3 separate regions of the Homo sapiens genome follow, and all the other regions are linked to region 3. The links are chromatin loops, found by intact Hi-C in ENCODE. Cell type or tissue: dorsolateral prefrontal cortex. All regions are shown on one strand. Each heading gives the region's core, and the rest is flanking DNA. Links, peaks and the distances in the headings are about the cores only. Region 1 has its middle 290 kb from the start of SYT4. Region 2 has its middle 310 kb from the start of SYT4. Region 3 overlaps LINC00907 (long intergenic non-protein coding RNA 907).

What was found. A loop is a pair of places that touch in the nucleus more often than their neighbours do. Peaks named below come from ENCODE experiments on the same cell type or tissue, not always from the same donor. Only the 100,000 strongest peaks of a DNase experiment are listed, where the experiment ranks them.
Region 1: a loop joins it to region 3, with 4 times the contacts of the local background. A loop is called at or near these places in 26 of 110 quality-filtered maps.
Region 2: it touches region 3 in a loop (4-fold over the local background); 12 of 110 quality-filtered maps call a loop at or near these places.

Annotation. Positions count from the first base shown.
Region 1 is chr18:43,558,995-43,570,107 of GRCh38, forward strand. No RefSeq gene overlaps it. Among named protein-coding and RNA genes, the nearest start is that of SYT4, 290 kb to the left of the region's middle. In dorsolateral prefrontal cortex, for the core only: a CTCF peak has its summit at 5,014; a DNase peak (open chromatin) is centred at 4,975.
Region 2 is chr18:43,583,482-43,594,594 of GRCh38, forward strand. No RefSeq gene overlaps it. Among named protein-coding and RNA genes, the nearest start is that of SYT4, 310 kb to the left of the region's middle. RefSeq lists an enhancer at 5,066-5,705. In dorsolateral prefrontal cortex, for the core only: CTCF peaks have their summits at 4,259 (motif pointing left) and 4,462; no DNase peak of the experiment used is centred there.
Region 3 is chr18:42,292,936-42,304,048 of GRCh38, forward strand. All of the region lies in intron 3 of LINC00907 (long intergenic non-protein coding RNA 907), which reads left to right. Among named protein-coding and RNA genes, the nearest start is that of LINC00907, 110 kb to the left of the region's middle. In dorsolateral prefrontal cortex, for the core only: CTCF peaks have their summits at 5,992 (motif pointing right) and 6,192; DNase peaks (open chromatin) are centred at 6,026 and 6,476; H3K4me3 peaks cover 853 bases; H3K27ac peaks cover 887 bases.

The DNA.
Region 1 (11,113 bases), core at 1,991-9,990, 1.3 Mb after region 3:
GCTGCACCTGTCTGCAGATTTCAGGTAGAAGTGGGACTGCTGGTTTGGAAGATCTAACATGTGTCGCCTATCTGGTTATGAGAGGCAGGGGTGGGTGGAGTTGCCCACCTTGCCATCCGAGTGTTTCAATGGCAACAAGAGGATGCACCTCCTGGCAAATTCAGGTCTGAAGTAGGACCACTGGGCCAGAAGCAATAGCAGGTGTGGCTCACCTGGCTACCAGCACGGGGTGGGGGTGGGCATGGGGTAACTTGCCCTGCCATCCAGGTGCTTCCTGGGACAGTGGAATGCTGTCCTCATTAGCTGAGTTCCCACAAAAGCAGGACCCTGGACCAGAGGTTCTAATTGGCATTTTCTGCCTTACTACCAGTGGCAGGAATGGGTGGAATTATGTGCTGTGCCATCCAGGTGTTTTCTGGGACTATAGGAAGCTGTGCCCTCCAGTTGAGTTCTCACAGAAGCAGAACCAATGAGCTGGAAACTCTAGCAAGCATTGCCTGCCAGGGTGTCAGTTGTGGGGATGCCTTGGGTCACCTACCCTGCCATCTGGGTGTTTCCTGGGGATAAGAGGAGACTGCACCCACTAGCTGAGTTCACACAGAAGCAGGGCCACTGGGCCAGAAGCTCTAGCAGGTGCTGCCTTCCTGGCTACCAGTGGTAGGGGCAGGTGGGGTCATGTGCCCTGCCATCTGGGTGTTTCCTGGGACAACAAGAAGCTGCAGCCTCCAGCCGAGTTCACACAGAAGTGGGGCCACTGGGCCAACAGCTTTAACAAACATTGCCTGCCTGGCTACCAGTGGTGGAGGTGGGTAGGGTCATGTGCTCTGCCATCTGGGTGTTTTTGAAGACAACAAGAGGCTGTGCCCTCCAACCGAGTTTATACAAAACAGGACTGCTGGACTCGAAGCTCTAGCAAGTGTTGCCTGCTTGGCTGCCAGTGGCGAGGATTGGTGGAGTCGCTGGTTGAGTTCAGATAGAAGCAAGATGGCTGGGCTAGAAGTATGCACTAAGTGCTGTCTGGTAAGCTGAGGTAGAGCAATCTCACTGCTCCCAGGCACTACAACTGCAGCTTCTACTGGGGCTATGGCACCAGTGCTGTTCCCCTCTGTTTCTCAAGGTTCATAGTGGTCTCCTTGGACTCAATAGTTGCCCCAACAAAATGTCCAGGTGGCTCTCTGTCTCATTCTAGAAGCATGGTATGGAGTTGTGGGGTGGCCAGTGGGATTCTCCTGTTTCCAGTTTTGCACAGGTCCCTGTGGTAAGCATGAATTGCTCTGAGGGCTCTCACTCACTCACCCTTTTCTGTGTGGGAAAGGTTCCCCTGCCTCCACACTGAACCCAGATAGGCTGGCGCCCAGCTTTGCTCCTCTCTATTCTCTGTGTTCCCCTGCTGCCTAGATGGATCCCAGTGTGGTTTCTGAGATGATTGGCCTGCAGGGTTAGTGTTCACCAGGCCCACCCCCCCACACCTTTTTTTTTTTTTTTTTTGAGACAGGGTCTCACTCTGGCACCCAGGCTGGAGTGTAGTGGCATAATCTCAGCTCACTACAGCCTCTGCCTCCCAGGTGCAAGCCATTTGCCTGCCTCAGGCTCTTGAATAGCTGGGATTACAGGTGCCTCCAACTATGCTGGGCAATTTTTGTATTTTTGTATTTTTAGTAGAGACAGGGTTTCACCATGTTGGCCAGGCTGGTCTTGAACTAGAGACCAAGTGATCCATCCACCTTGGCTTCCCAGGCATTAGCCACCATGCCTGGCCTGGCCAGCCCTTTTGTTTCCTCTCCAAGAGAGCTGCACAGATGAGCTGCTTCTAGTCTGCCATCTTGGCCCTGCCATTTTGACCCCGCCCTCTGGTAGTAATTATTATACTCATTACGTGATTCATCAAATTGATGAAAATATTGAGGCTCATAGAGGGTAGAGTACTTGACAATGTTACACAGTTAGTGAGGAGCTGAGCGAACACTTATAGGCCAGTTCCTGAAATATAAATTCAATATTGTCTCCTTTGGCAGAGTTATTAATAGAGTCCTCAATAATTATTCTATGTTATCTGAGAGCATGAAAATGGGCATGAAGCTTCCCCAACAGCCAATTAAATTTCTAGCACAGAAGGATGAAGAAAATCGAACACTGAATAATTTCATAGGGTTGCTCTTTGCATTTTTCTGATCATATATTTCTCTTCAATCCCTTTCTCAAAGGTTCTGAAGTTCAAGTGCTCTATGGCAGCATACAAATCAGTGAAATTTAAATCATCAAAGCTAGGTTGGACTCTATTCTAGCATGGAATAGCTTTACTCATTAGAGTTAACTTGAAATGCAAGTGACCGATACACCAGTATAGCAGTGACTGGAATAATATAGCAGTTTATTTTCACTTAATAGTTTTATATAAATGTAGACCTCTCTATATATGTTTTTTTTCTATCTCTCCAGAATTTTCTTTCTTGTTTGCTGCATTTGTAGCTCTCCAGTGGTTTGAAATATATGTCTTAAAATTTCATCTCACTGTTTTAGTTTTTCATAAAGTTTGGTCTATCTCAACTGGAAATGGAAACATCGTAAAGATTTGTTTTAAATCAGCATAATGTATTAGAACCAAATAAAGGAATAAAGGTGGAAAAGTGGGTAAGATGGAGGGAAGCAAGGAAGAAAGGAGAAGAAAGAGAAAAAGAAAAGATAGGAAAGGATATTGAATGGCTTTAGAATACCTACATTCAGGAAACTTGGAAGTTGTAATGAAAAGTGTTTGAAAAACACTTTAAAACATAGCTCCTTGGCATTTATTTATATTTTGACGTGAATACTAAATCATGCTTCACAACTTATGGAAGAGATCTCTAGAAAACTCAGAGATCCCTTCACCTCTCTTCCCTTCACCTAAAATTATCTTCCAATTGGCTGACATGGAATATATTATGAATCTAGTCTATCGAATTGTATCCATAGTCTACCATTAGTGTCTTTTAAAGTTCTTGGACCAAATTAACTTGGACCATAAAAGTAAAGGAAAATTTTCCAAACCTAACATACTAGGGGAACAAATTGTCCTACTAAACAGGTATTTGGGATGCACCTAAATTATTTTAAATTTAAGTTTATATAAAATTAGATGCAACACATAATTATTTACCTTCTTGCATTGTAGGCAGTAGGCATAATGTAACATTATCCCTGAATCATTATTTATCTTCACTTGTAATATAGCAATGCTTTCAGAAGCTCCTGAAATATATAAGCTATACCTCCCTAAGGGAAAGAGCCATATACAAATTTTTTAAATTCTGTTTGACTGTGTATTTAACATTTTCTCTCTTCTTCCCTATTGGCAGGTATATTTTTGTAGTATCATTAGTAAATTTTGAACTATTCAATGAGGCATGCTTATTGATGCATGCTTTAGGATGTCTACTTTTTGTTCACTCATAAATGATTCAGACTTTTCTTCTTTCCCAGGCTTATTTGCATTCTGTGTGTTCAAAATTACTGGATAACTGAGCTCCAATTAGCTTAAAAAGTCTAGAAGTTAAATAATGGAAGGTTGGATCATGATTTCATGGCAGATCAGGTGAATTTTGTCATTATTACCAATAAGACAAACTTTCACTTCTTTGTCATTCTGTGCCTGACAAGTTGATCACTTCTTTTTTTGCTATATTCTTAATTATCCGTTGCCTTTCTCTTTCACAAAAATGTTAAATAGCTTTTTATGCCAGCCAACTCTTGATTAAAAGTCATTAAGATATGTTTAATGAATAACACAATGTCTGAGCTTAATTAAGTTTTAAAAAACACCTGTTTCCAAACTTACATAGGACAAAGTATTTTGTCAGTAGGAGAGAATGCCTCTGTGTACTTGGAAACAGATGGCTTGGTGGCATAACTTAATTCTGAATTTAATGTTAAGTTTTGATTAATTAAAGGCGTTTTGTTTGGATAATAAATTATTCCTCTCAAATTATAGGTTAAGGTTTGAAACAGCTTGCTGATCATTTGTCTTTTCAAAGTACAGAGTTGTTAAGATCCAAATTAACTGCCATATGCTGGATTTCTTTGTTTTGAAAGTGTTAAAAATGTATTTCAGTAGATAAATGGCCTGGTCAAGGACTCTGGGGGGAGTTAGTCAATGTTATTTGAGGATGTTCGTGCTCTGTCATCTATCTCAGAAGAAAGAATGATCCTGTTACAATAGGGTGACAACCAGGGACATACTAATAAAGCGGTGTAGGTTCTATAAGGAATCTTTTCTCTGGTTATCTGTAGGGTGAACAATAGTCACTAGAACAATGGTAAATCAAGCACCAAGTTCTTGAAAGGGTGGTAAATAATCAATTCCATCTGCTCCTTAGGATGAACTGGGTTACTACTGTCACAATTTAGCATCATTTTCTGCTCTGCATATTCACACCTGGATCAGATTGTTTCCCATTTCCACTGATAGCTTGACACCATTGAAGCAATAGTGTGGCACTTGCTACGAATAGCACCAGACTCAGAGAATGGCAGAAGGATTAGGAGTTAGTATATTCTCCTAAGTCAGTCTGTATATATAGGCTTCCCATTCATTTCTAGGAAATGGAGAGAGAAAAATTACAGCACGCCAAAGAGAACTTATTCAAGAAGACCTGTCCATGAAACACAATTCAAGATGGGTAACACAGAACAAAGAGCCTCAAATAGCATTAACGACATTTGTTGAGCTGCAAAAGGAAGTAAAAGGTCAAGAAAGGTGTGAGTTTAAAGTATTATGTTCCTTTTTTTCCAGTCATTTTAGCCCATGGAAACTTTTCACACTTTACTTTTGTGAAGAATAGCATTTGTGATTCACATGACCTCATGCGCTGATCTTGTTTGGTCACAATGAAAGTGTCCCTGACCTATAGCCGGTTTCTTTAGGAACAAAGTTTTCAGAAACACTAATCTTCTTCTCTGGTCAAATCTTCCACGAGCCAACAGACTGCCAGGAAATGTCTGCTGCCAGCCACCAAATACTGAAAACAGGGCTTCTAGTGCCATCACATGGCCCAAATAGGAATTAAACAATTGTTAGTGTCTATTCAGCACTCACTCTTTGTCATTATTTTAAGCACATATAACCCCCACAACAACCATATGAACTCTGCATCATTATTATGCCATAATACAGATTTGGAAGCAAATGCACAGACAGGTTAAGTATCTTTATTATACTGATTTGATGGAAATATCAGATGTGTGGAAGTTGGGGGATGATACGGTAGAGATAGGCATATTGACAACAGGAAAAGTCACAGCTGACAGTCTGATATAATGGAAGGGCATGTAAAAACCAAGAATAATCCTCTATTTCCATTGTCCCTGTTCTTCCCAGGTTCCTTTTCCTTTCTTCACACTGAAGAGTGTTTGAGAGGTGCCTGAGGGCTTGGAGATCAGTAATAAGAGGTGAACAGAGGAGATATTCCAAGACACAGTGACAATGTGCTTACCAGTGGCCAAGGATGTGGGTAGGTTAGGAGATGCCACATGGAAGCATTCTGGCTGTGTGCTCACTAGCACCCAAGGATACAGCATTTGAGGGTAGAGGAAGCTACACAAAGCACTTTGGCAGTTTAGGTTACAAGATGCTAAAGGGGATGGGTGCAGAGGTAGCAGATGAAAAGGGAGCACAGTTGTAAGACTGATAATATTGAACAAATAAGTGTATAAAAAATACACTATGGATAGTGAAAGCCAAGTTTCTAACTGGAGAAAGTAATTCAAAATACTGAAAGGGTAGAAAGAAATATGTCCATTGATTTGTCAGAATATAATTAGAGTTATGGTTATTAACCTATATGAGACATATACATATATATGCATGTATATATGTGTGTGTGTGTATATATATATACACACACTTATGTACGTGAAAATTTCTGAATATACATACTTATATGTATGCATACATATATGTTCATATATTACATTCCTTGATCTTCCAGAAAACCTAGAAATAATGAAAGTGAAGGCATCTCACTAGAAATGAACATACCCAGCACCCAGATGTTGATATCTAAATATCACCAGGGGTCTTTAAATAAATATTTTTGAAATGCTACATTCAAGGGCTCTAAGAAAAAAATAAGATGGGCCTACAACATATTGTGGTAAATCCTAAAAGAACATTGGCAACATGTCAAGAGGCCACAAGAGCCAGCTTGAAGGGACTCCTTCTGGACAAACATGGTACAATTAGAACATCAAAGTAAATAATGATAGTGATGGATTGCACCACACTGAGTAAAATAGAAATCCATGAGTTCACACTGATATAAATGAATGTATGAATAAATGTATAGTTGATGGTGAGAGTGGAAAGCTCTTCCTTGTGGTAGAATGCCCATAATAAATGTAGGGGGAAAAAGAAATTGAACATCAGAGTTTAGCACTCATCATGTTGCTAGTTGTTTCATGTAATAGTCAATAATTGAGGCTAAAGCTAATAAGCAAAGGTTTAATGAAGAACAGGGCATTGGCATACTCTGGAAAAATATTTATTGATTACCAAAAATATTGTGAATTTACAGTGAGGCAGACATTATGGGACCAGGCATTTATGGTTAACATCATTAGTGGTGGGATGGACAGATATTGTCTGTCCCTGATATGATGCTATAAAGAAGACCTCAAAATTATTTTTTAAAATCATTTAAAGTGTTATGCGTCTGATTATGAGGTGACACTGGACAGATGCAATTAGGGATCATCCTACAAAATATAAGATGTATAGATTTTAAATCTATCCAGGATATTAAATACAGAGAAAGACTAATAAACATGTAGTTTGGAGAAGACTGAATTGACACAGCAATTAAGTTAATGGGTATTCCTAGATGACATTCTGGACCAGAAAGAAAGTGTCATATCAGCATTGATTTTCTGATTTGGAAGTGTTTATAGTAGTTAGATAGGAGACATTATTTGGTTGAAATAAGCACTGAAGCATTTAGGGGTGTTGGAGATATCCTATCTGCAGCTTGCTTTTAAACAGTTGAAAACAAAAGATTGATGATGACATACATATGTGTTTGTGTGTGGAGAGAGATATAAGGAGGCTATAGAGCAAATGAAGTAGAAAAGAATTTTAACAGTGGGGTTATCTGAGTGGATAGAAAAGGTGTCCTTGCACTGCCCAATGCTCCCCTCTTATCTGCAGCTTTCCCTTCATGGTTTCAGTTACCTGAGGTCAACCATGGTTTGAAAATATTAAATGGAAAATCCCAGAAATAAACAACTTGTAAGTTTTAAATTGTATGCCATTCTGAGTATCCTGATGAAATCTCAACCATCCCACTGTGTCCATTTATTATCCCTTTGTCCGGCATGTTTATGCATCTGCATCACCCACCTGTTAGTCACTTAATAGCTATCTGGGTTATCAGATTAATTGCTGGTGTATCACAGGCCTTGGGTCCAAGTAACCCTTATTTTACTTAATAATCCCAGCACTCCAATTGTTAGACTAATTTTATTATCCAGTGTGTGCATTGATGGTCTTATTGTGGCATGGAGGCCAAGTTCTCTATCCCTTGCAGAACCCCGAATGCTTCAAACAGAACATTCTCCCCATCTCTTTTGGAGTTTAATCTATATAATAATGCTACCTGGTAGATGCAAATGATATTTTCTACTCATTTTCATCGATAAAGAACCTGACATAGATTAAGTAAATAAAGTAACGTCTCAGGCTAAAAGACTAGTTAAGGAATAAATCAAGGCATCAAGTCACTTATATGTTAGTGCAGCATTTTTCCAGTAGGAAACAGTGCTCTGAATTTTGGAAGTAAACAGTGTCTATACATACAAAATTGGTCATACATGTATTTTGGGCACTGTCATCCAAAAGATTTGTGGATATGCAGGCAAGGTGTTTACATCATACTTATTTAGGTGCCCCCACCTCCACCCCACAGCAGAAGACAATTTTTCCAGGTCCCTTCAGCTGGAACAATTTATCAACTGATTCCAGTAGGGAAAAGGCAAAATAGAATTCAGCTCATTATGTAAATCAATCATGTTTCTTCTCATGTTTATTTATCCAATGCTAGCTCGATCTGCTAAATCAAGTTAGTAGCCAGATCCTCTGAATCCTCCATTGACTTTATTCAGGCATATTGGGTGGTAGTCTGGTCATATTTTACACCCTCTGCTTCATATGTCTAAGGCTCAGGTTTATAATTCTCACTTTAATGGCCCAAAACCTGAGCTGTAAGGTGAAATCCTTTATATTGTTCATAATGTTCTGTTTAGTAACAAATGATGTTTAGAGATATTGGTACCTTTTACAGTCATGAAAATAACACAAGCTTTTCTCCAACAATGATCTTCCTTTTAAATTGTTTTAATTCACATTTTCTCCATAGATGCTCGTGAAGTCTCTATGATGTAGGTAAACACATTTAAATTTTATTATGCTTTATTGATTAGGAAATTAAGAGGCAAGATCAAGGATTATAAAACATTTTCTCATAGACCCAAAATTAGAACTCAAGTTTCTGAATTCTTATCTTGTTGCATTTATAACACAGCACAAGGATAGAGCTCAACTCTTACTTATTTTATTAATAACAATTGGTTGTTTGAAATCTGTTAGGTCGTAAGTGTATATAACTATGCTGTTTGAGAGATAGACTAATAGATGGGCAGTGTGATAAAGGGCTACACAAGAGATGTGCAGAGGTTTGGGGTAAGACAAAATCTGGGGAGCTGACCTAGTCTCAGGGAAGACCATTATAAGATTAGGTAGTCTTTCTATAATCTGGAAATAAGTTAATCAGGCAAAAAGGATGCATAAAAAATGGGATCCCAGGAATGCATGCCAGTTTACCCAATAGGCAAGTAAAGTACAGGTTGTTATGTACAGGTTGTATATTAATCTGTTTTCTCACTGCTGATAAAGACATACCACAGACTGGGCAATTTACAAAAGAAAGACGTTTAATTGGACTTACAGTTCCACATGGCTGGGGAAGCCTAACAATCATGGCAGAAGGCAAAGAGGAGCAAGTCACGTTTTACATGGATGGTGGCAGGCAAAGAGAGAGCTTGTGTAGGGCAACTCAGTTTTTTTTTTTTTAACCATCAGATCTCATGAGATTCATTCACTGTCACAAGAGCAGTGCAGGAAAGGCCGGCTTCCATAATTCAATCACCTCCCACAGGGTTCCTCCCACAATATATGGGCATGTGGGAGTTACAATTCAAGATGACGGGTGGGGACACAGCCAAATTGTATCAGGTTGTTTCTCTGCTTTAGAAAAGCAGAGATCTAAAAACAATCAGAAACACGTATAAAGAATTTGATATTCAAAATATCTGACTGTCTACCATAGGAAAAATTACTTTATTCTGTTTTCTTACACTTACTTAATGATTTAATATTATGTTTATTTTGAATAACATGAAAGTAGAAGAATATCATGTCTTTCCATTAATTAGCCACTGGCATTCTCAATCCCATCTTTTTCAGGGGAGAGAAACAGTATATGGATATTGAGAATCATAAGTTTAGTCTGGCTTAAGTATACTCACGTAACCAGAGTAATGGCAAAGGTGTAAGCAACTCCTTGTTAGCATTCTCTATATCCAACAACATTTTGTGGTGTGGAAGGGGTTCAGAATTTGTCCTAAGAGCACTGTTGAGTCCTAGAAGCAGCATAGCATAGCATGATAAGAGCTTGAAGTCTGAAGTGTGAATCTTCCTTTGCCACTTACTAGCTAGGACCCAGGACAAGCTTTTTAGTCTTTTGGTGCCAGTTTCCTCATCTCAATTGTGAAGATTCAATGTCTAAAGACTCCACTTAATAAGTGGTAAATAAGCATTGCTTATCACTGTTTGGAGAGTTTAATGAGGTGAATGACACGATCAGATTTGCATCTTAGTAGTATTTATCTAGCTGGCAGTGGGCAGAATAGGATATGTGACTAGAGTCAGAAATATGAATCAGGACAAAGATGCAAGCATGATAGTGGCATCCAGAATTCACTGAATGGAGGAGAGTTGGAAAGAAAAGAGTGAGTTTCTCTAATAGACATGATAGGGAAGGTAGGGTTCAGCGGGACATCAACATTAACTCCCAAATAGATGAAAATGTATTGTGGGGTCCAGTCTTCGAATGGTCTTGGAATATGAATTAGGAAACCAAGACACAATTCCAGGTCTCTGTGGCTTTATTTGTGCCTGCAGCAAACCTGTTAATTGTGTGGATCTTAGACCCCTGGCTCTCATTATCTGAAAACTAGGGGCTAGTCTCAATTGTGACTAAGGTGCTTTCAGCTTCAGCATTTGGTAGTTATAATGCTAATACATGATCAACATCTACTAAAAATTAACAACAAGCAAGGTACTTTCTCTGTGGAGCTGAAGTCTACGAGTATGAAAAGAGCCTTTAAACATAGAAGTGCATCTTGCATTTGTTTTTCCATTAGCCTTGATTGCTGTTTTTTTGCTTTTATTCAGCAAGATGTAGAAGCTTCCAAGTAAATTTTAATCTAGTCCATTTCTGAAGCCAAACTAACATTTTCTATAGACTTACTATTCTGAATGAAGGGAAAATGAGTTTATCTAAAGCTCTTATCTTTAAATATTCATTGTAGAATCAAACTTATGAAAACTCTTCAAAATTAATAATTATGATTGCATTAATAAAAGGAGAGTTAAAAAAGTTTGTAAAATTTTGAGTTTAGAAAGCATTTGCATGTTTAACATTGAGAAGTAAAGAGCAATTGATGGTAGCTCATTTAACGATGCCAGTAGTACACGATCTATTATAACTGGTTTTCATGAAAATCAAATGATTGAACGTATTTAAAATGATGTGTCTTTTTAAATTATATATGCTACAAGGTATCAGTGGAGGGCTTCTTTAACTTCCAGTGATAGGAGCAGATTTTTACTTGGGATTTCTGCATTGATTTCATGTTTAAAATTCTAGAAAACTATTATTTTTAAAAATGGCAAAAACCACAATTACTTTTGCAACAACCCAATAAATAGACAGCAGCCCAAGGTATTGTCCTGTGTTAAATTTATTTTCCTCACACATTCCAATAACTGACATTTCCCCTGTATTAACAAAATGAAAATGTCTTG
Region 2 (11,113 bases), core at 958-8,957, 1.3 Mb after region 3:
GACTTGTATTTTGCTCATATGTGCTCCAAAACTTTACATTACACTTGATTCATTTCGCTATATGAATAGAATTAGAGTAATTCACCTCTAAAACTTTTTTTGATTCTAGAAGGCTGTGATTCTTTTATCCAAATCTACTCATACCACCTTTGCTTTTGTAAAACACATTAACCTGCCTGTGCGCCATATGCTAAATGGAGATGAACAGTGCATCTGCATTTAGCATATGATTCTTTTCATAGCAACTCCTCAGGATGTTTGGGGCTTGTTCTTAATGTGCCTTAATTCTGATTGATTTTGATGTATTTTTCTTCAAAATCTTTGCCTAAGTTACCTATTCTTTCTTGATCTGCTGCCTTTTGAAATTTACAGAGTTCAGGTTTTCCAGCGTTATCTCTTGGACCTCATGAAAGTACATACTTCTGCTGCTGTTTGTGCTCTTGGTCATCTCCGGTACGGAAACTTCACTTTGCTTTGTCTTATTCCTCAAAGTCTCAAGCCCCAGAAGACCAACCATCCCAAGACAGAGTTAGGCATAGTCAAATGAAAAAGACCATACCACAGAAAAAATATGAACTTAATATTTTTGTCCTAACTATATTTAGGTTCAATTTTAAAACCACAATTTTTGCCAAACCTTCCCCGATTACTTGGCTTTTCTCATAGCTGTATCCCTGTTTGGGCTCATGGCATCCATTAGCTGTTACTTTCATCTCTATTTTCTTGAATACATTTAAGGTATATTCCCCACATAGATCAGAAACTTCCTAGTATGTTTCTAAAACATTTCATGGTCCATAATTTACATTATTCTTCTAAAACATTTCATGGTTTATAATTTACATTGTTCTTCTGAGTCTCTGGAAAGCACAAGCACAAAGAAGTTGTTCAGTAAAATATTTGAGTATTGTTTGATTGCTCCTAATTGGTACTACCAATTGTTTCAGTTTTTCAGAGAGTAAATACTTTCTATTTCCTGCATATACATATGAAAGATTTTCTATGCATATATATACATATATATAATTTTAATGGTTTTCTATTGTAAGAATATAGTCATAATAATAACCTACCTCCTGAAATTATACCTGGATACAATAAATTATGATAAATGCTATTAAGTCTTGTGGACCTGACTCATCAAGAGTAAAGGAAGATATGTGTAATATGCTCTTTTGAAAAAAGAGTTGAAGGATGAAATCTATCTTTGAAAGGTTAATGGTCAATAATTTTTTTAAAAAAGTAACAAAGGGACCAAACTGAAATAATAAGCATTCATTTAAGGGAATGCATTTCCCAGAAGTTCTTCTTTACTGAATATCTCCTGAAGGTTCATTAAAGAATACAACTCCACTCAGTTAGCTTGTGATCGTTGATAATTTCCATGTCTTCCAGATTTTGCTTTTAAGGTCCATGACCATGACATTCATTCTTTTATCAACAAATGCTTTTGACTTAATACCATATACCACATACTGAAAATAAATTAGATATAAAATGAACTTTATAATTCAATGATATCATTTAGAATATCCTCATTTGTCTTCATTTTCATTCTGTAGAAATTTTAAAATATATAAGTTGATTTCTGTACACTAAGCTGAAATTTTTTCAACACAATGAGTTTTGGAGTTGTTTTTACCACTTTAATTAATGGTGGAATCAGCTAATGTTAAAAACTTCTTAACTTGAAGGGAGGCTTTTATTGATAGGGTGACCTCCTAGATGCTGATAAAGGGCATATTACACAGTTACACAGTAAGCAGAGTTGTCCTGATTTCCCTGTGTGCTAGAGTACAAAACTGCTGAGGTCAACAGCCCAGCTGTCTTTGCAGAATAGTTAGTGTGGCCTTCTATAATTGACATCAATGGTCTTTGCAACACAGCACTCCTTCCTTTTCCAATGGGTAGATACATAGACAAGCATATATATATGTCCTGCAATAGCTGTTAAGAGGAGAAACTTTTTTACAGGAAGTGTTCAATGTTAAAAGAGCATGAATCTAATCCTGAATGGCCATGTTTCCTGCCATGTGAACAGAGACTACAATTAGCATAAAGTCAGGCAGAACTTATGTGGAGAGAGAGAGAAAGAGAGAGAGACGGGGAAAGAAACCCAGGTGACATAATTTTATCCCTGAATCCAGGAGCAAATGGACCAAGCAGAAATATTTAGAAGTGGGAGATAAAGAGGCAGAGCTCTTATAATCTCATTTGAACAACTAGACTCAACTGAACTGAAGCCAATTTCATCCTTGAATTTTTTGGTTGTATCTACTAATATATAAATATATTTTCATTTTTTTTTTCTTGAGCTGGTTTGAGTTGATTGTCTTTTCTACTGCCTTAAAGCCATTTTTTTTCAGGCTACTGCAACAAATTACTTTAGATTAGTTGACTTAAACAACAAACATTTACTTTTCATAATTCTAGGGGCTGGAAAGTAGAAGATTAAGGTGCTGGCAGGTCCACTGTCTGGTGAAGACCTTTTTTCTGGTTGAAAGGTTACTTAATGTTTTCTTGTATCCTCACATGGTGAAGAGGAAAGAGAGGGAGAGCAAGCTCTCTTGTCTCTTGTAAGGAGGGCACTAATCTCATCATGAAGACTTCACCCTCATGACCTAATTGTCTCTCAAAGGCCCAACCTCCTAATATCATCCTATTGGGGATTAGGATTTCAACATATTAAACTTCTGGGGGATATAAGCATGTAATGCATAACAACCTCCAGTCAAAATTTTTCTACTTATTTGACTTTGCTTTATTCTAAAAATCTATTTTAACTTCGAGTTCAGGTTTCACACTAATGGATCATTCTATTGTTACTGACCAATCCTTTTAACAAATTCCACTAGAGTCCAAGATGCGCCCATTTCTACTGAATTTCATGACATAGAACTATGCTCTTCTGATTTAGAGATTATATCTGATTCTAGCTTTATTACTCATGGCTATAGAGAGAAATTAGCTGGAGAGCTATTTGAAGTCATTCTTCTAACCAAAGCTCTGATTTTTCAATTTCTGACCAAACTTGTATGAATCAGGGAGCTCCATCACCACTTTGATTTCTTATAAAGTGTTACATTTGACTGAGTCATGGAGATGTCATTGTCAGACCTGGAGGTTGGTTAGTGGTGGGAGGCCATATTCTTTTTGCCTAACAATGTTTTAGAGGCATGGTGTGAAAATGTTTATATCATTTAAAGTCATTTTTTCTAAAGAGGCCATTTGAGCCTCAATACAAGAAGCCTCTGCGGTGGCTCACGCCTGTAATCCCAGCACTTTGGGAGGCCGAGGCGGGTGGATCATGAGGTCAGGAGATCGAGACCATCCTGGCTAACAAGGTGAAACCCCGTCTCTACTAAAAATACAAAAAAAAATTAGCCGGGCGCGGTGGCGGGCGCCTGTAGTCCCAGCTACTGGGGAGGCTGAGGCAGGAGAATGGCGTGAACCCGGGAAGCGGAGCTTGCAGTGAGCCGAGACTGCGCCACTGCAGTCCGCAGTCCGGCCTGGGCGACAGAGCGAGACTCCGTCTCAAAAAAAAAAAAAAAAAAGAAGCCTCTGAATGTATCCTTCTTTCTTGCCTCAACTTGGGCTATAAATAAGTCAAGTGATCCATCTACTCATTTGATGGAGCTAATATTTTGCCAGTTTAAGTATGTACCTAATTATATGCAAAACTTTTAAAGATTTGTAAAACAAAAGAAATACTGTGATAGCAAGAATAAGATTAATTAATCTCTATAAGTCACCCCAAAACTTACTGAGTCTCTCTCCCTTTCTTTTTCTCTGGAAGATTATTATCTCTTTAGTCTTCCTCTGTGGAATTCTCAATGCTGTTGTTTTTTTCTTTCCCCCATTTCCCTTTCTCATTATTTCTCTTTGCTTACATTTATTTCTCTTTGCTTACATTTCTCCATTCTTTCTTCAACTTCCTTTTTTCTATATTCCTTTTCTCTTTTTCTGTTTGTGTCATCTTCCTTCTGTCTCTCTTCCACTAACATTTTATTTTTATATTTTTTATTCTCTATGCTCTAATGTCTTTTCTGCTCTTGCATATTAATGACTCATATTTGACAGGTTTTTATATATAAATATATCACAGAGATTAGCCCATTTTCTCTGATAGTTGAGCTAGTAGAATTTTCTATGTAATTCTTAAAATAAGGCTTTATTGTTTGAGTGAACCTGGAAAAGCTCTGCTACAGCATGTTTTTTCCAAGATGTAGGCCTGTCTACATTTCAGGAAATCAAATCCGTATGCCACCTGGTGGCTATCAAGAAAAGTACAGCCAGAAACAAAACTACCTTCAACAAAATCAGTGGCATATCCCAATACACTGAGGTAATGCATGGTTTATTCTATTCATACAGTGCATGTGATGACATGATGTCATTCATCTGAACCTCACCACTGAGCAGTACTACCATCAGCTAGACAGGGATTTGTTATACCTTTCATACTTCCTAATTCCCCATTTCTTAGGGGAAAAAATCACTTTCCTCATTTCCTGTCTTCTCTAGTCATTCATATAAAATCAGAAAATTCCAGAACTGTTAAGGGAAATGAAAAGTATCTAATGCAAACTTATGATATCCAGCCAAGAAGTTAGTGGTGGATCTATGAGTAGAACACAGGCTTCTTTCTTCCCTGTAAAATGCTTTCTGACATTATTTTCACCTTCCTCTCAGGGAGCTTAGTTAAATTAAGACAAGATGTAGTTAGGAGAAATAAATAAGAAGCATAAACAAAGGAAAGGGAATACCATGAAATCTATGAATAAATTTGGGTTACTTCTTATGGTTTTTGTTATTTGAAATGAAGATTTTATTTATATAGTTGATCAAAACAAAGTAGTGTAGAAGTTGTTTGCCGTACTCTAGTGGAAATTTTCTAAGAGGAATGGCATCAACTGAGAAGGAACAAGGCAGAGGAAAACCTGGGGCTGAAGAAAGAGACTGGATTGTGGGGAGTGGTAGGGGTTCATTAGCCAGGATCCAAGTATGTCAAAAATTGGTATATTACCAAATATCCAGAGAGTTGCGATTTTCTGGGAAAAGTAGTTCATCAGAAGTAGAGATGGTGAGCAGTATTCATAATCAGGTGAGGCAGCTACATCAGGCTTCTAGTTGGGTCTTAAATGGCAGAGTTGCATTTATTTCTAGGTAGAGGAATTACTGGAAAGAATTAGAATAGCTCTGTGTAAGGGTCTTAATTTTACTGATGCCATAGGAGACCTGCATTCTTGAATTTAATTGTGCTATGGGTGAAAAATTCAGGGCAACGGTTTACCGTTTCAGTGTGGGACAACACAGAAGTGTTATGGAATACTTGGTGTGTCGCTTCACCAGCTGGAAACCTCTGTGACCAGTGGCAGCTTTGCCTGAATTTTACTCTGACCTTCTGGGCTCCTTCTGCCCACTCAGCCTGGCAGGCTGCATTTGGCTCATGCTATTGGCCTGGATCCTATGCCTGCCAAGGAAAAGCCAGGCACAGAGTGACCAGGGGAATGTGAGCAAGCATGGGGTCTAGCCACTGCGCACAGCCAGGCACGCCAGTGCTGACAGGGTGGGCAGCACCAGCTGCTGGAACAGGACCCAGCTCCCTATGAGGCTGTGGCTGGACCAGGCTCACCGAGAGCAGCTTCCATGGCTGGCACCAGGGAACACAGGGGTGCCTGGAAGCTTGGAGGCTCCAGGAACTGCAGGGCTCCAAAAAGGGAGTCACAGCCCTGGCTTAGGGAGTTAAAGGGCTGTAGTGCTTCTCTCCTTAGCCTGTAACGTGGTGAGCAAGGGGCGTGTGTCAGCCCTATTGGTGTTACTGCTCTTTTAGCCCCGCCATTTGGCTGGTCCCAAGTCTTGTCTTGCATCCAGGAAGAACGATGTAGGCAGACAAGTGGAGGATGAGCAAAACAAAGAGGAACTTTATTGAGGGATAGAACAGCTCAGAGGAGAGCCACAGTGGGTAGCTCCTCTTTGTAATCAGGGTGTCCTGATGAGTGTCCAGCTCTTAGCAGAGAGGGTAGCTCCTCTCTGCAGGCGGGTCTTCACATCATCTCTTCTGGTCTGGCTGAGTCCAGGGCTTTTCATGGGTCTAGAGGAGAGGAAGTGCATGCTGATTGGTCCATGGGCGGCCACGGCGGGCCCAGAGAAAGCACCACAAGTTCCCACTCCGGTATGTGGGACCAGCAGCCCAGCCCCCAGGCTTCAGGCCCTCCCCGGCTTGAAGGTGGAGCTTCACCTGGGACCTGCCCTCTTTCACCCAGGAGCCTGTCTGCTTCCTGCCTCCATTCGTGGCACCCAGGCTGTTCACGACAAGGGGCACCTGCAGGCCAGCACTGAGCTGCCCTCAGCTCCCCCATCAGCTTCCCTCCCATGCTCATCTGTGCCCAAAGCCTGGAGGGGGCCGAAGCAGCAGGAGGCTGGCATGTTAGCTCTGCCCGAGCATGTGCACACCTGGCCTGGCTGCCACAGCTTCTGGCCTTGGCCCCAGATTTGCTCCAAGATCAGAGTGGGTGCCAGGAATGGGGAGAGGCCAGGCAGCGGAAGCAGACACCTCCAGGCCTGCAGGGGAATGGGGGTCCCTTCTGGCCCCAAGAGTGCAAAGATGCCTGGGTCTACAGCCAGGACGCAGGTCTCATGCCTGCTCCAGGCCCTCAAGAGCACAGGGAGGCCCGGGTCCACAGCCATGACTTGGGTAGCTGTAGTTGCACCTGGGAATGCAGGGCTCCTGCCTGCTCCCTGCTCCTGCCTGCTCTGTGGAGCGTGGCACTGCCCCTGGCCCAGCTCCTCCTTGGGGCCCCTCTTTGCCCGCCCCCTCCGTGCCGGACCACGCTGCTCCCCTGCCGGTGGGACATGTGGCTCGGCCCCACTGCAGTGGCTCCCAGGGCAGTGGGTTCGGGGGGTCTCCCAGGGGCAGGCTCTGAGGACTGTCGCCTCCTCTCCGCGTTTTCCCTGCAGCGGCAGTGGGTGAGGTGCAGGTGGCATAGGGCCCTAGCCAACCTTGCACAAATGAACCTGATGCTCTTGGGGCCAGTCCTGGCTGCACCTTCCACTGGGTGCTCGTGGGCTCCCAGGATGCACAGGGAGCGAGGTTGAAGCTCCAGTGGAGGCTCCAGGCCTGGGAGTTGGTCCTGCCCTGCCATGAGAGGTTGGGGGTGGTGCAGTTGGCTGCCTTGGAAATGCAGGGCACAGGATCCCATTGCCGCCACTGTTGCTCCCTCAGCGGCTCCTGCCACCACCGCAGGTGCCTTCCTGCTGCAGCCAGCCCGATGGCAGCAGCTACTCCAAGTGCCCCGCCCTTGCCATCAGAAGGGTGTGTAGAACCAGGCTGAGTCACTCTGAGCTCGCAGAATCTAGGGAAGTTGCTCTATCATTCCAAATACTAGGCCTATTTGTGCCAGAAATATTGTCTCTAGTTATCTTATCATTAAAACGAAGCTTCCTATAGCGCACCCTAATCTGGCTAAGATTCCTTTATTTAATACTGTTACCAAAGGTACTCTGTGTTGAGCAGAGTGACTGTTTCTAACACAGTACTAAAAAATCAGATGCATTTTCTGCCAAGATGGATCTGGAATTTATTTCCTTGGGAATTTCCATGCAGTCTAGTTACTGCTAAAACTACAGGTTAATATCTTGTTTTTCCATTAGTAGGTGTAGCTGGAAAGTCATACATTAACTTAATGTCAGCTTAAACTATTTTTAAATGGACATTTCATAGACATAGATTCAAATGATATCTCCTAATCTAATACATTTGCCATAATCTTTTAACCTTTTTCCCGTTTGCCCCAAGATTATTTGCTAGTGGCGCTTGCAGCTGCAGCGTTTACCCTGAGATAACTTTGCTACCAAATATCATTTATTATTATTTTTATTATTATTTTTTGCATCACTTTAGTATATAGACTTTAAAAACAAAAGACAGCATTCTAATTATAGCATTCTGTTTTCAGTAGTGGTATTTCCATTTACAAAATGTAGTAATTCTCAATCACTGAAAATGTCAAATCCTAGAAAACATAGTATTCCTACGTGTCATGTTAACATCGTTCTCAAATAGTTAGCCAAATAGTCCTTTGATGAATCTGCTTTTTCCGAAATAGACAATCCTGATGATTCAGATGATTCTGATGTTAGTTCTGTTTAGAACAACTCCAAGAACAGTTTTTATATTTTATTTTCATATTGAAAATCAGTCAGATTTGCTTCAGCCTCAAAAAGCCTTTTTATATAAAATTAAATGAGCACTGGCAGCGAGATGCACTTTCTTTTCCTAAACAGGAAAAGAGTTAAAACTAAAGCAGCTTTGGCCAGGTGAAGCCAGTAAGTTAAGAATTAAGAGGGAAGCATCACCTGTAGCCACATAGCAGGTAAAAGGAAACATGATTTCATCATATAAGTGAAACTGTGTCAAGAATGATAGAGGAAGAGGCAAAATTGGGGCACTGCAGGATAGAGCATTTTACTCAGAGCCTGTTGAAAAATGTTAGCTCCTGAAGTCTTAATTTGCTCTGAACTCACTAATGTCTTATTTCAAATAAATATCAACTGGTTCCCAATAAATATGTCATTGAGGTTTATGTAGTTAATACTTGAATAAATTAATATCCATAATGCTTATCATACACTATATATACTCCATTCTTTTTGGCCTTTAATGATGACAAGTTGAGTGAGCAGCCAACCTCGTTCCTTGTCCATTTTTATTAGCAATTTGTAGCCTAGATATTTGCTTTTCACTATAACCTTCTGTTTTAGTTGTTGATTATCATCAGCTTTTGGAAAATAAAACGTATCTTTCCATTGAAAAGAAAAAGAGGTTGGGAAACTGCAGACTAGGGAGTTAATGAAGACTTTTTGAATCTGATGAAGCAGCTATCAGTACATACCAGACAATCTTATTGACAATTCAACAGACTAAACTGTTCAAGATGACTGACAGCTCCATTTGCCAGGCAGCAATGTTGAATGACAGTTTCACTTGCACAGTGTCCATTTTGAGTGGCATCTCAACACCAAAAACACCTAGTTTGATTGACAACCTCACATACGAAGAAGTGAAGCTAGGATATCTCTGAGAAGCTGAGGAAAGGGTGGGAAAAGGTGGGAAAGATGTGTTCCTTGGGCTTTGGGTCTGCCCTCATTCTTTTTCATCCACACTGTGAACATCTCATCATCTCATCATTTTACTTTTTATACTATTAAAAATGTATTAAATACTCACATGTAATGTAGATTAGCACTTGATTTCTCACAGCTGTGCTGCAAGTCACATAGTGTCATGGCCTGTCACATGAAAATATTTGCATTCCTCTAAGTGACTTAATATATAATAATATGTTATTATTGAAATTTTAGTCATGCCTATCAAGTGGCTTTATTTTTATATTAACCACCAAAAGGTGACTGATAAGACCCAACATTATCTATAGCTTATACATGGGGCATAATTTCTGTATGATTTTAGCAAACATCTTTGACTTTAGATTGAATTCACTGGAATATACAAGGGTAGTGGGCAACAGAAAATAGCTACTTAAAATGTTAATTTAAGCCTAAAATGTCAATTTAAGCCATACTAAAACCTAAAACTATTGAGCTCCTACTATTGTAAATGACACAGTACAAGGAATGCTAATTAGAAGATCTAGTGACTGGAAGATTTCTCAGAAGTGTTCAGCAGTAGTCCATCCACAGCTGAATTTTAATGCTAAGTTCCAGATACTACTTATTAAAGAAACTGTGGAGTTACAGTATATTCACAACACTGCAACTAGTGCAGGGAAGAGATAGCCATTCATTTTATGTGTGGTTTGATACAATGAACTTGATACCCTTTACCTGAAGATTATAGGATTAAAAGGAACATGAGGGTTGATGTCAAACAACTAAAGAACTATTATTTGCAAAAGAACAGATACTTATTTTTTGAAAAATAAAATGAAAATGACAAGAAGAAAACAAGGGCCTCTGGTTAGAAATCAGGGAATGCAAAATTCAACTGAATATAAAAAAGGTTTTCTAACAATTAGAGCAAGTAAAAATGTAACAGTTTAGCTCTTAAACACCACTAGGATTTAACCTGACAAGAATGTTGCCACTATTACTACAATTTGTAATAATACCAATAATTGTCACCTATCTAATAATCTTTTGGGCTCTTTAAAAATAGATTCTCTAATATTTTCTAACAATATATAATATAGATTCATACCCCCCCAAACACACACATACACAAATGCAATTACTTGCCTAAGAACATATAGCTAAATTTTGATTTAAAGAATTTCCAGGTCTTATTCGGTGCTTGAATTAAATGTCTTCCTCTTACTTTTCTCCCAAGTGTATGCCAATTCAATTCTGTCAAGTTGTTCAGATATATAAGCGGAACAATTTTTTTAAAAACCTATTAATGTTGGAGATCATGGGAGAGGGGTCATTTTTTATCTGCCTTCAATACAAATAATGCCATACCTTTGTCTAACAACTTTTAAGTAAGGAGATTAGACTCTTTGGCCTTATGGTCTCTTCTAACATTAAGAAAATGTAGAATATCTGTCTAACATTCTGTAATTTTTAAAGTACTTTCTCAATAGTTTCATATTTAACCAGCAAGCATCCTGTAGAAGGAGGATGACCACTATTAACATTTCTGTGCTACCAACAAAGAAACAGCAGCCCCCTAATGTCAAGGACCTTTTTAAAAGTCACTGAGGACCTGACCGGAGAGCTTACATAAGAACATGACCTCCTGGCTGCTGCTCTAGAAAGAACTATTCTACTGTGCTATGCCACTTTACTTCCATTTTCCTTCCTCTTTTTCTAAATGATTTTCAAAAAGTCTTTTCAACATTACTTGCTTTTTCCATCCTATCTTTACTCTCAAGACAGCAGCTGATGGTTGAGTTCTGGAAAGAGTGTCCATTTCCAGTGCTCATAACTTGTGATAGTTTCTTACTTAGTACCAGATCAAATATGTAATTTCTATCTCAGCTTTAAGGAGTTCTATAGAATAGTCCAGATTATCTTTCCAAGTATATTTTATAATATCTTCTATATTAGTTCACAGGGCTGCCACAACAAAATGCCACAGAATGGGTGGCTTAAG
Region 3 (11,113 bases), core at 1,829-9,828:
GTGAAATAAACCAAACACAAAATACCGCATATTGTATGATTTCATTCATATAAAATTACCAGGGAAGGCAAATTTATAGAGATAGAAAGCAAACATAGAGTTGCTTACAGATAGGAGTATGAAGGGGAGTGAGTGCACATGAGCATAGTTTCTGTTTTGAAGTGATGAAAATTTTGAATTATGTTATATAAAAGTTGCACAACTCTACTAAAAATTAAAATGGGCAAATTTATGGTATGTAAATTTTACCTCAATAAAACTAATAAAAAGCTATCTGGAAAAATAAGATACATTTGAGGCAAAATATAAGGGAGCATGAACATTTACTGATACATGTGTAGTGTGCCTTAATTCTTAAGAGATTAGAAAAGAAAGAAAATCACTTTTGGTTGAGTGTTAGATAATTCTTTATGGAAAAAGTAGCCTTCTGAAGTGACTATAAAGGAGTTTGCATTTGAATTGGGCATTGGAAGATAAATAGAATTCATTCAAGAGGCTTTAATAATTTGACCCAAACTAAACTCCTTAAACTCATATATCTATTTTTTTTAGGACTCTAGTTTTGATTAGAATTCCCCACTCACTGTTTGTTAAATACTAGTTGACATGCATCACTCTATCCCAGAGTTTTACTTTGCCTTTTAGAAGTACCTTTATAATAACAATAATAGCTTATTTCTTTGTATTCACCAATAAGGAATCTATCAGATTACATAGTTTAGTTAGTGCCCAATAAAAAATACCTTTGGTTGCTTAAGTGACCAACTGATACCATGCCAGGCGGGTAGATCAAAATGACAGGAGTAGGGGGTGATAAGCCTTGTGCTTGATAGAGGGTTGATAATTCATTGGGGCCCAATTAGGAGGCTCTTGAATGCCAGGTAGAGGAGTTTGGCAATTGGGTAGCAAAAGAGTGGCTAATACACATGGTATAATGAAAAACAAACCTGCCAGCAGCGTGAGGGTCAGCTTGTGGGAGGAAGGCTTGGCATCAATTAAGACATGATTTTTTTTGTGTGTGATCATACATTTTAAAGCTCAGTTCACCTTATTGAGCATCTGGTGATTGTTCACCTTACTTTAAATTCTACGTCCTGGAAATCATTTTTTTTTTTTTTTTTGGTTCTCCTTTGACAGTAACTTGAGGAGGCTGAGTTTGTTTGAAAAGTTCCTCCAGCAGCATTCTTTGGAACAAGGCAACTATTTTTTTCCCATACATTTTACTCCTGTTCTGCTATCATTGTTTTGAGAGGCAGCTATACAAAATAAAATTTCTTTAAAAATATTGACCCAGACTAGATATTGTATTGTATTTTGTTAAATAAGATATGTTTGAGTTGAAAGCCCCTTTGTGCTACAAAACTTGTTCACACATGAGACTTTAATATCATGTCCATAATACTTTATTTCTTGCTGGATAAAGGAGAAGATTCCTTGGCATAGCAGCAGCCCACAAAATCCCACTGTTAAGAGCAGCACTGTGATTTAGTTATTTCCAGTCTGACCTGCAACATATCTGACTTCCCCAAATGAATGCCCTGAGCTCCACAGGGCCCAAGGACCAGAAGGAAGTGTGATCTTGAAGTCAGTATCAATAACCATAGCACATAAGCTCACATCCAGTTGTACATTTTCCTTCATTCTCCTTATGAAATGGTGAGTTCAATACTCTTCTATTTTGAAGGGAATTGAAGTTCATGGAACAAAAGGGCTATTAATGCTACACAAATCATACTGATGTTGCAGTGGACAGCTTCTACAACTCCAGCTGGAGCTCATAAAACTGTGAAGTCTTGTGCTCCTTAATACCAAAAGGTGGAAAGATGTACATTAACTTCTTTTAAAGTGAAGGGAAGAAATGCTTCAAATAAAAAAGCATACAAAACAGCTTCCATACACATATTCCCCATCATTCAGTGAGAGCAGAATTTGGGATGGACTCAAATAGCCTCTTGTGGAATTAGACGATTAAAATGCGCAGCAATGACAAAGATACATGAGCAGACTTTCAAGGAGTGAAGGCACTTACATTGGCTGGACTTTTTGCAGGTCATTTGAGCTGGTGTATTTTTTCAAACAAGTTGATCATCACTTTATCCTCCCAGTTAAGTTTGGCAGAACCATAGAAATCAAGGTTGGTTTATTAAACTAAACTGTCCATATAGAAAGTTTTAGATAGATTAGTTTGACCCACAGTAGAATTGTTCTTGAAACATGCAAATACCACTCACTGAACACCTCATTGATTTAGTCAGAAAAAATTCTAGTGGTTTCAAATCATGTTGAAACCAGTTGTCACTGTTAAAAAATATTTTATCTAGTTGCAGTGCCAAACTAAAATGATGTCTACCCTTTTGCATCAAAAGCAACAATTGTATGGTGAATTTTTGGTGTGTAGACCTCAAATACAGAAATAGGGTCCAGAGAAATTAGGTCTATGATACTATGATTCATGTTAAAATTTTCCTCAAGGAACTCCAGCTACCAAAATATCACATGGATATTACTGGAAGATTATATAGAGGGAAGGCTCCACAGGCTCAGCTGAGGAAGGGAAGAAATTGAAACTATGGAAACAAATGAGGTGTGTGGGGGTGTGAGAGATTTGGTGACCAGGTACAGGAGTCTGTTGTTCCAGAAAGAGCAGTGCTCCATTCATCAAGCCTTAAGCAGCCAGGAAGATCCATAAGGGAGATCCATAAGGGAGTGGCCACACGGAGTGATCACTCACTAGCAAAAATGTAGTGGGAAGGGGGCTAACCCCCAACCTCCAATCATCTATTTCACTGAGGCCTGAAGATTTACCACAAATAATTCCTTTCCTTGTTGTAAGCTTTGCCGTGCAATACCTTTTTTTTTTTTTTTTTTTTTTTTTGAGATGGAATCTCACTCTGTTGCCTAGGGTGGAGTGTGGTGGCATGACCTTGGTTCACTGAAACCGCCTCCACCTCCCAGGTTCAAGTGATTCTCCTGCCTTTGCCTCCTGAGTAGCTGGGATTACAGGCATGTGCCACCACATCCAGCTGATTTTGTTGTTTTTAGTAGAGACAGAGTTTTGCCATGTTGGCCAGGCTGGTCTCAAACTCCTGACCTCAGGTGATCTGCCCATCTTGGCCTCCCAAAGTGCTGGGATTACAGGGATGAGCTACCGTGCCCACCCCTGTAGTACTTTTATATAGATAAAAATACTTCTGGGAAGGGTAACACTAGAAGTTAAAACTCCAAGAGACTTTGGATATGATTTAGTGCCATGTTTCACTCTACAAAAGAGGAAACTGAGGCCCAGAGAGTTCAAGTGGCTATCTTATAGCAAATTCACAATGAGTCCAGTACTAAAACTCACTTTCAGACTTTTTTGCTATATTGAATCACCACATATGACACTGTGTATTCATTAACATTAAAGCAATTTGACTTCATGTGCCCTTCCTGCGCAGCTGTGGTTCTGATTTAAATATCATTTCTTGAGAGCCACATAGGAGGTTATTGACTCATGTTTCTAGCTATTGCCAAAACAACCACAGTCATTTGGAAAAAAAAAAAAAGCAACAAAAGTTTTGCAGAGATACTTGCTATTAGGTTAATTTGCAAAGCATATCCTGGATGCTTTCCCCTTACCTTAGAACTTTTTGTAAAAGATTCAGGAAGTTTCTGGCATTTTCTCCCTTTTTAACTTTTTCTTCTTTTATCCTGGAAAAGAGTAGAGAGAAGACTGGTGTATAATGAATGTTGAATGATGAGTAAGAATGATTTTCCTTCAAAGTCAGGGTTGGCAGCTGGTCACTCACTGAGTGATAATAGCAATAAAAACAAAAGCTAACACTGATGGACTGCTTACCATGTGCCACACATATTGTTCAAAATGCCTTCATTATTTGATTCAACTTATTTTATCCTTATTATAATGCTACAAGAGGTTGAGCAATTTTCCCAGCTCTTAAGGGCCAGATCCAGGATTCCAACTCCAGCATCTTCCTTTCAGAACCTAGGACAGTAACCACTCAACCACACAGCATTTTGTTATAGAATGTAGCTGATTTCCCTGAACTTTCTTCTTGGTGATCATTGTTACAGTTGCTCCTGTCCTCAATGTTGAAGAATACATATGTAATCTGGATCTCTAAAATTTTATGTGATATTAATTGCTTTACTCTGATGTACAGAGATATTCAGATAAAGGATGTCCTGGGATTATGAGATTGACTAAGATATGGCGATAGAAAAGAGTCCAGGACTTCTCAAGATTGGTGATCCCAGTGTCAAAAACTTTCCAATGGCTAGAAGCACCTCTCTATTTTGTGACAAAGGAACAGTTTATTGTGAGAAATGTTGTCTAAGAGACCAGAGACTCCCCTGTGCCACTTGTGTGCTATGAGACCCTGGGCAAATTACTTTTCTTCCAGAGATCTCAGTTTGGTCCACTTTACAATCATCTTTGTGTTTTCTTCTTGCTTCAATCATTTAGGAATTTAAACATTGTTTTTCCACATGACTCTTCTTGGAGAGTAGAATAGCTAACCCTACATATAGATAAGAGCCAGGGCAGGCTTGGACTTTCACCTCCATGTCCCAAGTGAGCCCTCCTCTTTTGTCTTTATGGTGGGTCAGTGCTGAATGGCAAAGCAGACAGAGCTGCCTCCAAGACAGCTCATCACTGGCAGGAAATCATTCTAGTTCCTGGCATTACACCTACACATTCTCTTTCATTGCCCATTTCTCCACTCCCAGTCATAACAGATGGGGGGCAGGGGGGCGGGTCCTTGTCCTATAGGCCTATTCAACTAGGAAGGTCTGGGGAGTGGAGACAGAGATGTGGAAAGAACTGTAAGAATGGTCCTCAGAGCTGCTTCACAGCTAGTGAGGCTGGATGAAGAGGTGGTCCGTGGTATTAAAGAAAATACGATCATCATCAGCTCAACAACCATCACTTACCCCCAGGTCTCATCACCAAATACAAAAATAGCACCTGTTTCTGTACCTTGCACTCTTTGTTGACACTTCTTCCTCGATTTATTTTCCTGTTAATTTTTCTGTACATGTTAAATACATTTAAATAAGTTCCACTAGCATAAGCATTAAAGCAAGATAAACTTCACTATTCAATTTGCTTTGGGCTATCAGAGATGTCAGTCAAGATTGTGCAAGTAGATGAAGAATGTGGAGATGGGCTTGGGTGGGTGTCACCTGAGGACTGGAAGAGGAAAGGGCAGGAGGAGAAATCAACACCCAGATCATCAATCAAACCCCCCATCTTTTAGGTCACAAGAGTCTCTCTTTCCCATTTTCTAAGAAGGATTTAGTGTGGAAGAGGCCATAAAAGTGTGTTTCTTTGGCATTCTTAAGTCTAAATAACCCGGTTGGGCTGAAAACCTCTGTCCAACACAGTTTCACTGTTAAGATGTGTGAGTGTCAAACCCACCACGGTGGCATGTGCCTGCAGTTTAGCTGCTTGATGCTGAGGTGGGAGGATGGCTTGAGGCTGGAGTTTGAGACAACACTATGCAACAAAGGAAGACTACATCTCAAAAAAAAAAAAAAAGTACGAGAGTCAAAACTACAGAGCCTCAGGTTTCCAGTTAATATGGAATGTGAGAATGAGACTTCCGCCCAATTCCCCAATTCCTCCCTCCTCAGTCTCTGTCGTTTGATTCTTTGGGTATGACAACTTAGCACGTAGAATAAGCTCACTTAATGTTAGTTAAATGGACTTATAAAATTCACAACATTGAGAATTTCGAGAAAATAGGGGCAACAAAAAGAGTAGGAAGGTAACCATGCAAAAAGCCTCCCCACCCTAACCAGCTCATGCACATACATAAAACACAAGAAAGTTAAACAAAATTTCATGATGTAGTTTGTAGTTTGTCTTGGTGAAAGAAATTAAATGATTTGCAATGAATTTCAACCCTTTGGCAGAATTAATGGACCTATTGCTGTGCAGACACTGCTGCTTGAAGGCAATGGAATTGGAAATTTCCATGCACCAGGGCTCCCTGGCCAGCAGATGGCGATGTTTCTTAGTTTTACAGGAAGATGCCAGGCCAGAGGCCGTTAGTTATGCAGGGCGTGTTTATCAGATGGCTGTTAAATCGGTTCAAAATCTGTAAAGGATGGCAGATCAGCTCTTATTTATTTATTTTTACTTAGAGTTGATGAATTCAGTAAAATTTCATGATGGGAGAATGAACGCTGTGCCTTTGTGTTGGGGATGGGAGCAGAGGACGACCAGTATCCAAAATGGTTGGGTAGCTGCGTTTTATCTCTCTCAGTTGCTTTTTAAAATGAGATTCTTCTCGCGCTGCCTTCTAGCAGCCTGGATTTAGTCAATGTGGGACCAAAGGGCACATTGGCAGCAGTTTTGTTCATTTTCTTTTACGTTTCTTTGTAAGTGGGCTTGTCTTCCCGGGTCAACCACTTGGCTCGCAGATCCTGGGGCAGAGGCAAAATCTGGGTGAGGCTGGGTCGGGAGCCAGGGCAGGGCTGCTCAGAGTTGAGGAATGGGAGGGAGGAGAGCTGCTTCTAGGCTCTTTCTCAGCCACGTGGGAGAATTGGAGATGGATCCACTTTCTCCTCCCTGAGCCCAGCAGCTATTGCACTGAGAGCCAGCATCCCTCTGGAAAGAGGCCGAACCATTTTAAGCAGAGGGAAAGAAATTTGTGGAGTAAATTGGTCTTAAAATACTGCCTGCTCTGTGTGCTGACCCATTAAGGGATATGGCACCACTTGGGATCCAGGATATTCAGTTTCTTGATTTGGAAGTGTCACTAGCCTACTGTGTGATGTTGGACTTGTTTTTTCATCTGTAATGTGAACACTTTGATAGAAATCTTACACCCATAGTTAAATTTGTATTCTTCTGAACTAGCAACTCTGGTGATACAGGAGAATTTTTAGATGACCAATTAAGACAGAATATTTAGGGGTGGGACCTTGGCGTGCACCTTTTTTAAACAAGCTGTCCAGTTGATGTAAATGTTCAGGTGGGCTTGAGAACTGTTGCTCTAACCAGGGGATCTCAAAGGGAAGTCTCAGGACAGCAGCATCAGCCTCACCTGAAACCTTTATTATTATGATTATTTTTGATGCAGAGCCTCGATCTGTCACCCAGGATGGAATGCAGTGGCGTGATCTTGGCTCACTGTAACCTCGGCCTCCCAGGTTCAAGCGACTCTCCTTCCTCAGCCTCCCAAGTAGCTGGGATTTCAGGCGCCCGCCACCACACCCGGCTAATTTTTGTATTTTCAGTAGAGACAGGGTTTCACCATGTTGGCCAGGCTGGTCTGGAACGCCTGACCTCAAGTGATCCGCCCCTCTCGGCCTCCCAAAGCGCTGGGATTACAGGTGTAAGCCACCACGTCTGGCCCAAAAGCTTTTCAGAAAAGCAAATTATTAGTTGCCCTAATCAGAATCAGAAATTCTGAGGGTGAGACCCCAAAATCTGTTTTAACAAGCACTCAAGGTGATTTGGATGCAAGCTAAAGCTTGAAACCTACTGTCGTGTTTGGAAGGATGAAACTTCCCCGTACCTTTTGCATAAATGGGGCTGGGGATTACTTCTGGGAATGGGATGTAAACCCGGTGTTATATGTCATTTCCTGGGCTAAACGTTTAGTTGTTCGTGTATGACCTTTCATTTTCTCATCTAGGTAAGTTGTGTGATTTTAAATAGAGAGAAATGCAGCATGCTGGAGCTTCTGCTAGTTTGGACCCCAGAGTTGCTACATTAACATCTTGTAAATGAAACAAAACAAAACAAAAATTTTTATGTTAAATGACTGAAATTTTGTGGCTGTTTGTTCTTGTATTATAGCTTATCCTATCCTGATGAATACAAGTATTAATGCTGTAGTTCTGATGATTTGGTTTGATTAGTGCTGATAAGAAGAGGAGGGACTTCCCCATCCCTCCTCAGTCACCAAACATCCATTTCACAGTTCTTCTAAGAATATATATTTAGGTTTAACATACTGGGATAATTTGAGAAAAGCTTCTATATCTGGTTGTGGGTTGCACGTGCCAAAAATGGGAATGGAATTGAAAAAATATTCAGTCTCATGTCCTGATGTATTCAAATATCTATATTTGGTATTATAGTGTTCAAATATTGGGGTCTGAGTTTGCATCCTTAAAAGTTCTTTCTATAGCTCTGGATTATTATGCTGATACTAAGAATTTGATATTGCTTCTTCCCATTGTAAGAGCTCAAATCTGGGAAGGCATTCTCCTTCTCTTTAGACCTTTCCTAAGTAGACTACTTTGTCTTTCTATGACAGAAACTGCACGTTTTGTGCTCCTTTACTGAGGCGAGTGTCCCTGGACTTGTCCTTTCCCCACCATTGCTTTTTCCTTTGTATATTTATAGCCATCACTCTATTAAGACTGCTTCACAGGGTGGCTACCTTTACTTCCTGTTTTATACTCATTAATAGAAACTTTCTCAGACCTCTGTTTTCATCATTTCTACCATTAATCTTTCTTGACTGTTATTGTTTTGTTTGTCAGACCCCATTACTGTTGTCATCAAAATAATCACCACCACCATCATTAATATTGTCAACATAGTCAACATTTATTGAAATTTTGCTACATCGTTAAGAGTCTGAACTATTGATCATTGATCAAGATATCATATATTTGACCGTCCTTTTGCCCCATCAGTTTGCTCTTCTGCTCTGCTTTGTAACTGTCTGTTACCTTTTCATACTTCTGCAACATGGAATTACTGCCCTGATCCAAGATCCTTTATGTATAGTTTTCTTATTCCTACCTTAGTTCATTTATTCAAAATTATAATGCTCTCTTTTGCTTCATTAAGATATGGCCCTTAGAATCCTGATTTATAAACAGCAAATGCCCAATTCTCATTCCTCTAGGGATCTCTTTGTGACTTATTCCATTTTTAAATTAGGAGAACTCAACAAAAGCTGCTGTTATATCTGCATGAGTTTTTCCCTCTGGAGTTGGTGTTGACGATCTCCCCAGAGCTGATTTGACTAGGTCATTAAGATGGATGAAATAACCATATTGACTGTTTAGTGAGCTGGTTATTTCAGTAATCTTAATGAGAGAATTAGATCGATCCCAAGGTACTCCAAATCCTTATTTGATGATTGACCTAGAAGCAATCAATTGCCCATGTTGCTCTATATGAATTCTCTGCTTCCGTCAACCAGTCTCACTCCCCACACACCCCCTAAACATGAACTCTACAATACACACACACAGGTACATACATAAGAAAACCCATGGGCAGATGCCTTATTGGAGATCAGGCTGGAACACACAAGTAAAAACGTGCAAGGGGATTTCATTTGTGTTTCCAAATGTTACTAGGACTCAGTGCAGGGAAGGCAAGAAGGGGGACTGGTGGCAGAGTCTAACCTTATCACATGATGCATGTGGTCACCGGGGCAGGGTGCTCAAAGCCTGTTTATGTGGATATTGAAGCAGAAGGGAAATATGAAGCTTTAAAATTTACAACACACTCTAATGTTTGTGCTGCTATAACAAAATATCACAGATGGGTAATTTATGAAGAACAGGGATTTATCTTTCACAGTCCGGAGGCTGGGGAGTCCAAGATCAAGGGGCCGGCCTTGGGGTCTGGTGAGGGACTGTTCCATCGATGGTAACTTCTCACTGTGGCGACCTCTCTTAGAGGAAGCTAGAAGAGAAACAAGGGGCAAACTCTCTCTGAAGCCTCTTTTATAAGGACCTTACATCTTAATACCACCACAGTGGGGATTAAGTTTCAACATTAATTTCGGAAGGGACATTACATTCAAACTCTCCATCCAACTCTTGTCTTTGGGAAGTTCATCTATAAGCTGGGAATTGTGACCCTAACCCTACCAACCATACAGGACTTTGTGCTTACTAAATAAGACCCAGATGGAAAGAAACTTTGAAAAGTATAAAGCATTGTAGGAATGAAGCATGATATACTCAAGACCTAATATCGGTCATCAAAAGGAATTCAAATGTGGGAGATAATTTGTCAGTATTGACTAACTTAAAAAATAATTGTTTTCTCTAATTTTTTTAGTAACTTTCTTGACTTCACTTACCCAGATAATAACCTCATATCTCACCCAAACATTTACTTTGCCTGTGTGCTTGCACTTTGAATTTCCCTCTAAATATAAGAAAAAAGAATTTGTGTGTCTGTGTGCACACATATGTGTCTCTGGTGGGCAGAATTTGGGAGTGTGTAGAATCTTGGAAGGGCCCAGGGGCTTCAACTGAATGATCCAATCTGGCTTTGAAGCCACTTATAGGACTCAAAGCTCTAGACTGTCCTGCTGAGACTCACACAGAGCAAGAAGGAGGGGTGAGAAATGTCCATAAGTATTTTCACTCAAACCATGATGCAGGAAAGAAATGCCACAGACTATCAAAGAAACAACTATTGATGTCTCCTGTTTCTGAAGCGCTACAGATTTTAACGTACTAAAATGTAAGTTTGGTGTTTTTTCATTATCTTATGTAGTTGTCTTGCTTATAAGTGGGTTTGTCCTGTTTCTCCAACTCTGTTTTAATGTTTTGTTGTTGTTTTTGTTTTTTTTTTTTAACCAAAAATGCTATCCTGTGTTCCCTAGAACCTGTCATTTAGGACACCCATCATGTCTTTTTTTTTTTCTCCCAAAAACAAACTTGTCCCTAAATAATTCAGTTAATCTTAATGCATTTGCTTTTACACAACTGAGCTCTACCATGGTTTAATTAAACTACCTCATGGTGTAACACTAGACAGATCTGTGAATTAAGATGACAGAACAGAAGGAAACCTTGGGGGTTATCAAATGTAAAACCTTTATTTCACTCATGAGGAAGCTGCAATCTAGAAATCTGGACTCCTCAAAATTTATACATATTTCTACCTTGACAGAGCTTAGAAAAGAATCAGGTCCCTTGATCCCAGCCCAGGGCTCCCTCCACTATACCATTTACTCTCAGCTCTCATTCTGACATAAACCTGCTGTGTGGCCTCAGGCATTTCATGTGACCTCTCTTTGCCTTAGCTTTCTTGTTTTAAAAAAATGAGGCTAATATAAATGTCAGTCTTTCTGTCTCAGATGTGCTTTGTGTATCAGAGGAGACGAGACATGTGAAT